Regions from separate parts of the Homo sapiens genome. Here region 1 is linked to region 2. A link is an interaction called in ENCODE POLR2A ChIA-PET data of the cell type or tissue named here. Cell type or tissue: MCF 10A. All regions are shown on one strand. Links, peaks and the distances in the headings refer to the core of each region. The heading gives the core; the rest is flanking DNA.

Region 1 (4,251 bases), core at 1-4,000, 500 kb after region 2:
TTCTGCCCAGGCACTAAACCAGTTGAGTTCCTCATGCTGTGTGCAATTATAGCACCGAGACATAAGATATGTTGACTGTGAGACCTTGTTGTGAGATGAGGTGAGAGCATCAGGAGCAAAATGATCATTATAGGCCATTCATGTCGACAACATTTTATACCTCTGTGTTTGCTTGCAGGCAAAATCAGGAGCTAATTTGCAAGGCTGCCTTTGTGGAGCTGCCTTTTGATTAATGATTGCCTGTGTTAATGTTTCAGTAAGCTATTGATTTCTGCAACAGCTTTTGTTCCCTGAATTTATGTGCAGCGGGTCTCTGCAGCACACACTATGCATGTTTGATTAAAGTTCAATTGACTTCATTCCTGGCGAGGCCTCTAGCTGCTTCACTCCCTATTTGTAGAACCAGAGCTTTCCCCGACATGTTCTTTTGTTTGTGCTCAAGACCTTGCCACCCATGCAGTCACCAATATGCCATTTCCGATCCTAGACTCGCTTCATTCCAGTGTTGAATCCCTTGATAGGCATAACAGTGGTTGAGAGGCAGCTAATAAAACCCGGCCTGGATTTGTTGTTGTTTTTCTTCAGCTTTATTGACGTAACCTGCCATATATGGTATGAATACCGTAAAAATGCACCCACTTTAAGTACACAGTTTCATGAGTTTTGACCACTGTATACATTTGTGTCAGTGACACCACATTCAACTTACAGAGCATTTTCATCACCCTGGAGTGCTTACCTGAGTTCTTTTAGTTTCTTGTCCCCCACCCTCCAGGCTCTCGGCAACCGCTAGTTTGGTTTTTGTGATCTCTGGGAAGGACTCACGCAGCACCCACCGTCCCTGTCTGCCTGCTTTCATGCAGCATGGTGTTGCTGCATGTGTCGGTGGTCTGTGCCTTTTAATTGCCAAGTTGTAGTCCAGTGAATGTGGGGATACCATTATTTGTTTATCCATTCTCCTGCTTGTGGGCATTTAGGTTGTTTCCAGTTTGGACTGTTAAGAATAGTTTCTGGCTGGGCACGGTGGCTCACACCTGTAATCCCAGCACTTTGGGAGGCCGAGGCAGGCAAATAACGAGGTCAGGAGATCGAGACCATCCTGGCAAACACAGTGAAACCCCGTCTCTACTAAAAATACAAAAAAAATTAGCCGGGCTGGTGGCGGGCTCCTGTAGTCCCAGCTACTCGGGAGGCCGAGGCAGGAGAATGGCGTGAACCCGGGAGGCGGAGCTTGCAGTGAGCCGAGATCGTGCCACTGCACTCCAGCCTGGGAGACAGAGCAAGACTCCGTCTCAAAAAAATATATATATATAGAATAGTTTCTATGAATGTATCCGTGAAAGTCTGTGTGTGAGAATTTTTTTTTTCTTTTGGGTAAATAAGAGAAGAATTGCTGGGTTGTTTGGTAGATATCGTGGTTTGAGCATTCTGTATTTCCACCAGCAGTGGATGACAGTTCTGGTCACCCTGTCACCTTCCTGAATTGTAAGTTTACCGTTCTTACCACCTGTGACTTCACTGCTGTGGAGGACAGTCCTTCCTGCCTGGTCATTTTCTTTTCTTCTTTTTTTTTTTTTTTTTTTTTTTTTTTTTAGTAAAAGGCGAAAGATTTATTCGATTTGAAGAGAAACCAGTTGCCTGGTCATTTTCATCCTTGGCACTCAGATGGTGAAATCTGTTCTGGACTACTTCTTCTTTAAGTGTCAACAAAAAGTTGATGTTGATTTCAATGTTAGATTTCTTTCTTTTGGGTCTTGATTTTTTTCACTTGTTGGCAGAGATCAGTGAAGCCAGGAGCAAAGGTTTGAAAGTTAAGCCTTTTTTCTGTCTGGCATGGGGCAGTTTCTTACCTCACTGAACTCTGGCTTCTTGTTTTTAAGTGTTCTTTTATTTTTTTTAAAGAGATGGCCTCTCGCCCTGTCCCCCAGGCTGGAGTGCGGTGGCACATTTGTAGCTCACTGCAGCCTCAGCCTCCTGGGCTCAAGTGATCCTCTTGTCTCAGCTTCCTGAATAGCTGGTATTATTACAGGCACACACCAGCACACTGGGCTAATTTTTTAAACTTTTTTGTAGAGATTGGGCCTGTAGGGCCCAGGCTTGTCTTAAGCTCCTGGCCTCAAGCAATCCTCCTGCCTTGATCTCCCAAGTAGCTGGGACTGCCGGTGCACACCACCATGCCCAGATAATTTTTTTTTTTTTTGAGGTGGGGGACTAAATCTCACTATGTTGCCCAGGCTGGTCTTGAACTCCTGGCCTCAAGTGATCCTCCTGCCTCAGCCTCCCAAAGTACTGGTATTACAGGCGTAAACTGCTGCGCCTGGCTTCTTCCCTTAACCTGGGATCTGCAGGTTACTATCTTTTAAAGCCATTTCAAAACATATATATTTGATAAATAGAAATAATTGATTATAACTGTGTGTAGCAATATTGCATTATAGACAAATGCTATTTAGAAAAGTCAGGTTGCTGCTTTTTAACAGCCTTCAGGTAAGACTTGAAGGCATGGCAGAGGCTCAGGTACCACCTTCTCACTCGATTTTTCTCTCCCGTTTTTGGTCCCTTTTGTCTCGTATAGCTTTGCATTTCTTCTTACATCCCAAGCTTTTTTTTTTTTTTTTCTTTTTCTTTGAGACAGAGTCTCACTCTGTCGCCCAGGCTGGAGTGCAGTGGCACGATCTCGGCTCACTGCAAGCTCCGCTTCCCGGGTTCACGCCATTCTCCTGTCTCAGACTCCCGAGTAGCTGGAAATACAGGCATCTGCCACCAGGCCCAGCTAATTTTTTGTATTTTTTTTAGTAGAGACAGGGTTTCACCATGTTAGCCAGGATGGTCTCAATCTCCTGACCTCAGGTGATCCGCCTGCCTCAGCCTCCCAAAGTGCTAGGATTACAGGCGTGAGCCACCGCACCTGGCCACATCCCAAGCTTTTATCATTCAGTAGCCCCTAAAATGACTTGGACTGAGGAAGTAGAAGGAACCACTGTGAGTTTTTTCTCATTCTTCTTTCAAGCTCTGGAATTTGAGCTGTGACTTATCACAGCACCAGTTGCCCTTTTGAGCTCATGAAGCATGACCTTGGACAGAGCATTTGGAGTGTGACTGCTCCCTGCCTTGATTTCTCTTCCATATTTTCTCAGAGGAAAACCAGACACAAGTCAGCGTTTATGTCAGCAGTGATCTTGTAACCCCCTAGTGGGATTTACGAATCTTTTCCGTCTAGCCAACACCCAAGGATCAGTATAGATAAATGCATTTCCAAGTCTGGAAAGCAGGAAGTGAAAAGAGCTAGGAGGTTCACAGATCATGACCTTAGGGGCCAGGATGCTCATGCCCGCTGGGACAGTTGTAGCTCGCATTCCTAGACTAGCATGGGGGAGAGGAGCCAGTCAGAAATTCCAATGGCAGTATCTGCATTTCTCCTTATCATTCAGTTACCATCTCATGGAACCGAGGGGTGGGCACATGCACATACGTGTAGGGACATGAGTGTGCTTGTCCCGAGATGGCTCCCTGGCCCTGCTGGCCTGGGGTTATGCTTCATCTGCTAGGTATTGGTGATCAGGAGTAATTTGTTAAGTGTTAAGTGCTTGGGGAGGTTGAGACACGTCCAGTGCTCCAGGAGATACATGTGATGGGCTTTATAGGCCAGTCAGCCCTCCTTCAAGGCATTCCAGCCCTCCTTTAGGGACCGCAGCCGTGGTCCCACTTCTTACAAAAATGCCCAGGCATAAGATGCAGCTGTGGGCAGTCAAGTACTCAAGGCACGGCATCCCCTGCCTTGCGGAAGCCACCCCACCACCTAAAATCTGCCCACCTCTCTTGTCACTGTGTTCTGAGGCCATTTCCTCTGGGGGTGTTTTGGATGAAATCTGGTCTGATGGGTGAGTTTGTCATGTGGCAGCTACATGTCTTTGTTTGGTTTGTCTATTTTAGTCCTTCCAACACTAGTCTTTCCATCCCCCTCTCTCACTTTCCCCTCTCTCTTTTTGCCTCCTCCATTCACAAGACAGTGTTTGATGAGACAAAGTGAGGGTGCAGGTACCTCCAAGACAACTCCCAGCATCTAGTCGCCAAGCTAATAGACTTTCTACAGTGTTGATTTAATTAGAGGGAAACCAAGTGATCTGTGCTCTCTCACTTGGCTGTGTTTGTTTTTTGGGTTTTTTTTTTTTGTTTTTTTTTTTTGTTTTTTTTTTTCAGTTCTAGGTAAAGAGACTTTATCTTGGGATGTTTAAGAAATCGTCTTTTGTG
Region 2 (4,717 bases), core at 289-4,288:
CAGCCCAGAGCGTTTAATTCACACAGCTGGTAGGAGGAAGAAACAGCTCCCTAATGACAAATGCATCTGTGGGCGGGAGGGGACTTGGGATTGTGCTGGAACTGGATTTCTGAATTGCTACTACATCTTTTTTCCTCTCATCCAGGTCTCTTCAGAGCTGCTGTGCCCAGTGGTGCTTCAACTGGTATCTATGAGGCCCTAGAGCTCCGGGACAATGATAAGACTCGCTATATGGGGAAGGGTAAGCCTTAGAACCCACAGCCCATGGCCTCCCTGCTTCCAGCCCCATTCCTGGCCTTGCCCAGTCCTGTCCTCTCTGGGTGGCACTTGCACTTGCAGGTTTATGGCAGGTAAACCTGCTGTGACCCATGATGTTGATGGAAGCAGTGCACCACCTTGTGGACAGGAAAGTTGGTGTGTGGATTCCGGGGTTCCCGAGCCTGCATGCTCTGGGTCGAGAGTTCCAATGCTTGCTTCTATTGCAGTTTGTTCCCAATCTGCGAAATACTCCTTCACGGTTAGGACAGGAACCCAAGCATGAGAACAGGGCCTGTTAACTAAAGAAAAGTTTCCCCATCTCCCAGGAGGGTTCTGTGGGCCCTCCAGAGATCATCAGCCTCTTCACGGGCTAGAAAGGATCCAGGGAAGGTCTAACCAATGACCTGCCCTGAATGGTGAGCTGCAGGTGTGTCATTTAGTGTGATTTTCCTGTTGACTGACTCATAGGAGCCCTGCTCTGTGGCAGAGCTAGCCTCTGGCTGTATTCAAATTGACTTAGTGTGTGTGCAACATTGACCTTTCTAGAGATAGAACATGTGGCCAAATTACAGAAAAGCACATAGGGCTAGATCACGCATTCTCAGTGGGGCACCCGGAAAACTCCAAAAAGGCTGCAGGGAGGGGACAATGATGAAATCAGGTTGTGAAACACTGGGCTGGTGTCGCAGTGGTGGTGCTGGGTGTTCAGTCCCGCTTTAATGCTGTAAGAAGCACTCTACACACACGAACATGTTACCATTTGACCGTTGTTTAATGGCGTACGTGGGGACTTAGCCGGAGCAGGATGATGCTGTGCCTTGATGGTAATGAGTGCTCAGTAAGTAAGCATTTGTGGAAGATTGAACGCATGGCCCCTGAAATGCTCTCCTCTGCTTTCCTGCCCCCTCACTGTCTCTCACTCGCAGTCCTTAATCACCGGTTCTCTTCTGAGTCTCTCTCATTTTTCCTTCTTCATCCTCTGCTGGGCAGGCGTCTCCAGACCCATTAAGTATATTAATGAGTTCCTGGCACCAGCCCTGTGCACTCAGGTAACTGATTGAACAGCCTTTAGTCTGCAGTTGGCGTTTCCAGTGCATGGTCTTGCAAACTAACCTCCAGTCAGATCGTTCTGAGCCAGCTGCTGTTTTGTGTGGCTCTAACCCTCTGGGGTCCTAGGTAGGAGCACTCAGACTGGGCCGGAAAGTCCTCCGATTCTGGGGGGAAAGGGGAGAGGGGGAAGAGGTCCCACAGAAGGTCCCTTGGTGGGCTTCCGCGTCGGCCTCAACAGTGGTTCTCTCTAACAATGCTGCTCAAGCCTGTTTTAAAGTTAATGTCAGTAATTTGATTTGATTGTTCCTTCCAGGTGTCTCAAAGGCTGTTGAGCACATCAATAAAACTATTGCGCCTGCCCTGGTTAGCAAGGTAGGACCTGCCTCCTGATAACTAATGTGTCTAATGCCACCAGAGCGTCTCCCAGGCCCAGGGGCTTTCCTGTTTATGGAAGAGCTTATTCTGAGAGCTGTAGAAGCCTATTGGATTCCCTGTCACGCACGAGAACAATCCATGCATGACATAATTCTAACCTGCCCGCTGCCTCACCCCACTTTTGGGAGCAGATGGAATTGCATCAGAAGAATGAGACACTTCGAGCCCTGAGGTTTCTTCCCCCCTGCAACTCTCTGGACCTTTGAAGAAATTAAGATCCAGATTTTAAGAGTGGCTCTCAGGGGTGTTTGTGGTAGTGTCCATGGTGACTAATTTCTCATGAACTTTGGAATTATTTACTATAATTCTACTGACTTTAACAGTGGAGTTCCTGTTAAGTAAAATCTGGAAATCTCAGTATGTCAAACATAAAAGAGCTGCTGGAGGTGAAGTAGGGCTGGGGACCCAGCAACCCACCCGACTCTGCAGGTTTTATCTCATTTACCCTCCCTTCGGCCCGTCCCTCCGTAATTCCTGTGGCGCTCATCAGATGGGACTGGTTTGAAAACCCCTGTCTAAAAACACTCCGGGCCAGGTGCAGTGGCTCACACCTGTAATCCCAGCACTTTGGGAAGCTGAGGTGTGTGGATCACTTGAGGTCAGGAGTTGGAGACCAGTCTAGCCAACATGGTGAAACCCTATCTCTACTAAAAGTACAAAAATTGGCCGGGCATGGTGGTGCACGCCTGTAGTCCCAGCTACTTGGGAGTCTGAGACATGAGAATCGCTTGAAGCTGGGAGGCAGAGGTTGCAGTGAGCAGAGATTGTGCCACTGCACTCCAGCCTGGGCAACAGAGTGAGACTCTGTCTCAAAAAATAAAAATAACAAAGCTCTCTAGGCCCAGTCCAAGCCCAGCCACAGCCTCCGTCTATTCTTGAATCTAGTCCCTCTCCTCCATGAATTCATTCTGTACACGAGGGAAAAGGAGGAGTTCCTTTGTTGTCTCTGTCCCTGACTCGTTGGTTTAGGCCTGGCTTTTGTGGCACTCTGTAATTACTCCCTGCCCGACCAGCCCCCAGACAAAATGTCTTGTTACCGTTCTGTCTGCACCACCCCCTGCCAGTCTCCCGGACACCTCCACACATACCTTGTTCTCTGTCCCTTCATACCCCTGCATAGTGTGACTCACACGATGAGCAGGATCCCCTGACTTTTTTTTAACCCCCTAGAGAAACATACCAAACTGTTAGTGAGAATTGACCTCTGAAGCTGTGTGCTTGGGTAACTGCCTGCCTGTTGCAGTGATGCCTTGACAAAGCTGTGAAAGACACCAAATTGCTCATACAGCATGATGGGATCAGAGTTGATTTTCTTTGCATATTTTTTTATATCAAGCACATCATAGATAAAAATAATGCCTTGTTATTAATATATTAGTTTAAAATGGAATGCTGATTTTTGGCTGGGTGCAGTGGCTAACGCCTGTAATTCCAACACTTTAGGAGGACTTTAGGAGGCTGAGGTGGGCAGATCCCTTGAGGCCAGGAGTTTGAGACCAGCCTGGGCAACATGGCAAAGCCCATCTCTATAAAAAAAAAATATAAAAATTAGCCAGGCATGATGGTGCATGCCTATAGTCCCAGCTGAGTTTGGAGGATCATTTGAGCCCACGAGGTGGAGGTTGCAGTGAGCTGAGATCGTGACACTGCATTCCTGCCTTGGCAACAGAATGAGACTCTGTCTTAAAAAATAAAAATTAAAAAATTAAAAAGTAATACTGATTTTTATTGGATTACTTTGAGCCAGTTCTCAGTACGTCAGTTTTGTTACTTTATAGTCTCATCAAAAATTCATTTTGATCCATCATTAGACGCTTTGCTAAATGATTTCGGACTACCTGCAGAAATCATGCCTCCCATCAGAGGATGAAGATTTGCCATCTTTGCAGTTAGCCAAGAGTGAGCAGCAGAGCCTGCCTTTCAAGGGCTCAGCCTGCTTGAGTGAACAGTGAGCTTTGCTTATTTATTGCCTATGAAAGCCATGTTCCTGGGTAGCAGTGGTCTACATAGCACATACCTGACAGTTCTCTTGGGTGTAAAGTCACTTTGGGCTCCCTGGGTAGACTATTAACCTTTTGTTACAAAAGCATTGTCTGAGAGTGCCATCTCTGTTGCATTGTTGGGTGAATGCCTGATAACCATCAAAGCAAGCAGAAGGCAGTTTTTTGTCTCCCCACTGATTTTTGTCCTCCACTTTTTTTGCTTATAAAACAAACATCACAGAATTGATTTTGATATTACACAGTTCCAAAGTCAGATTCCATGGTAGGGGAGCAAAGGCTATGCAGATAAGAGTGGCCCCAACCCCTCATTCTCCCCTCTCCCTCGTAGAAACTGAACGTCACAGAACAAGAGAAGATTGACAAACTGATGATCGAGATGGATGGAACAGAAAATAAATGTGAGTGGCCTGAGGTGGCGTCTTTACTGGGGAAGATCATGAAGTCTCCTGAAGATTTTAAAACCTTTCAGGAAGAGGCCCATGATCTTAGTGATGAGCTACATGAGCCTGTGGTCTCTTCCCATTTCTTTGCTTTACTCTTAAGAAATCACACTTTTGGCCAGGTGCGGTGGCTCACGCCTGTAATCCCAACACTTTAGGAGGCTGAGGCAGGTGGATCACGAGGTCAGGAGATCGAGACCATCCTGGCCAACGTGGTGAAACCCCGTCTCCACTAAAAAATACAAAAAATTAGCCAGGCCTGGTGGTGGGCGCCTGTAGTCCCAGCAGGAGAATGGTCCCGGGCGGAGCTTGCAGTAAGCCAAGATCCTGCCGCTGCACTGCAGCCTGGGCAATAGAGTGAGACTCTGTCTCAAAAAAAAAGAAAAAAAAAAATTTTTTTTGAATATCAGGTGCAAAACCAGGTGACAATAGCCTGTCAGTTTGGTTACTCAGAAGAGCTTTGCTCCTTATAATGAATTCAGCAATTCCTACTGTTGGCTGGAGTTGGGCTCTGTCTTAGAGGGGAAAAGC

Evidence for each region. ChIA-PET counts read pairs that join two places held together with the same protein. Peaks named below come from ENCODE experiments on the same cell type or tissue, not always from the same donor. Only the 100,000 strongest peaks of a DNase experiment are listed, where the experiment ranks them.
Region 1: POLR2A ChIA-PET joins it to region 2 with 6 read pairs; 4 of 35 experiments call an interaction of 5 or more read pairs at or near these places.

Annotation. Positions count from the first base shown.
Region 1 is chr1:8,366,851-8,371,101 of GRCh38, reverse strand. The region is part of intron 12 of RERE (arginine-glutamic acid dipeptide repeats); the gene reads left to right. Among named protein-coding and RNA genes, the nearest start is that of SLC45A1, 51 kb to the right of the region's middle. RefSeq lists enhancers at 553-1,541, 3,145-3,645 and a silencer at 3,593-3,762. In MCF 10A, for the core only: no CTCF peak of the experiment used is centred there; no DNase peak of the experiment used is centred there.
Region 2 is chr1:8,867,415-8,872,131 of GRCh38, reverse strand. It overlaps ENO1 (enolase 1), which reads left to right. Exons shown (of 12, transcript NM_001428.5): 3 at 146-241; 4 at 1,622-1,680; 5 at 4,075-4,144. Among named protein-coding and RNA genes, the nearest start is that of MIR6728, 3.2 kb to the right of the region's middle. In MCF 10A, for the core only: a CTCF peak has its summit at 383 (motif pointing left); DNase peaks (open chromatin) are centred at 401, 721 and 1,849.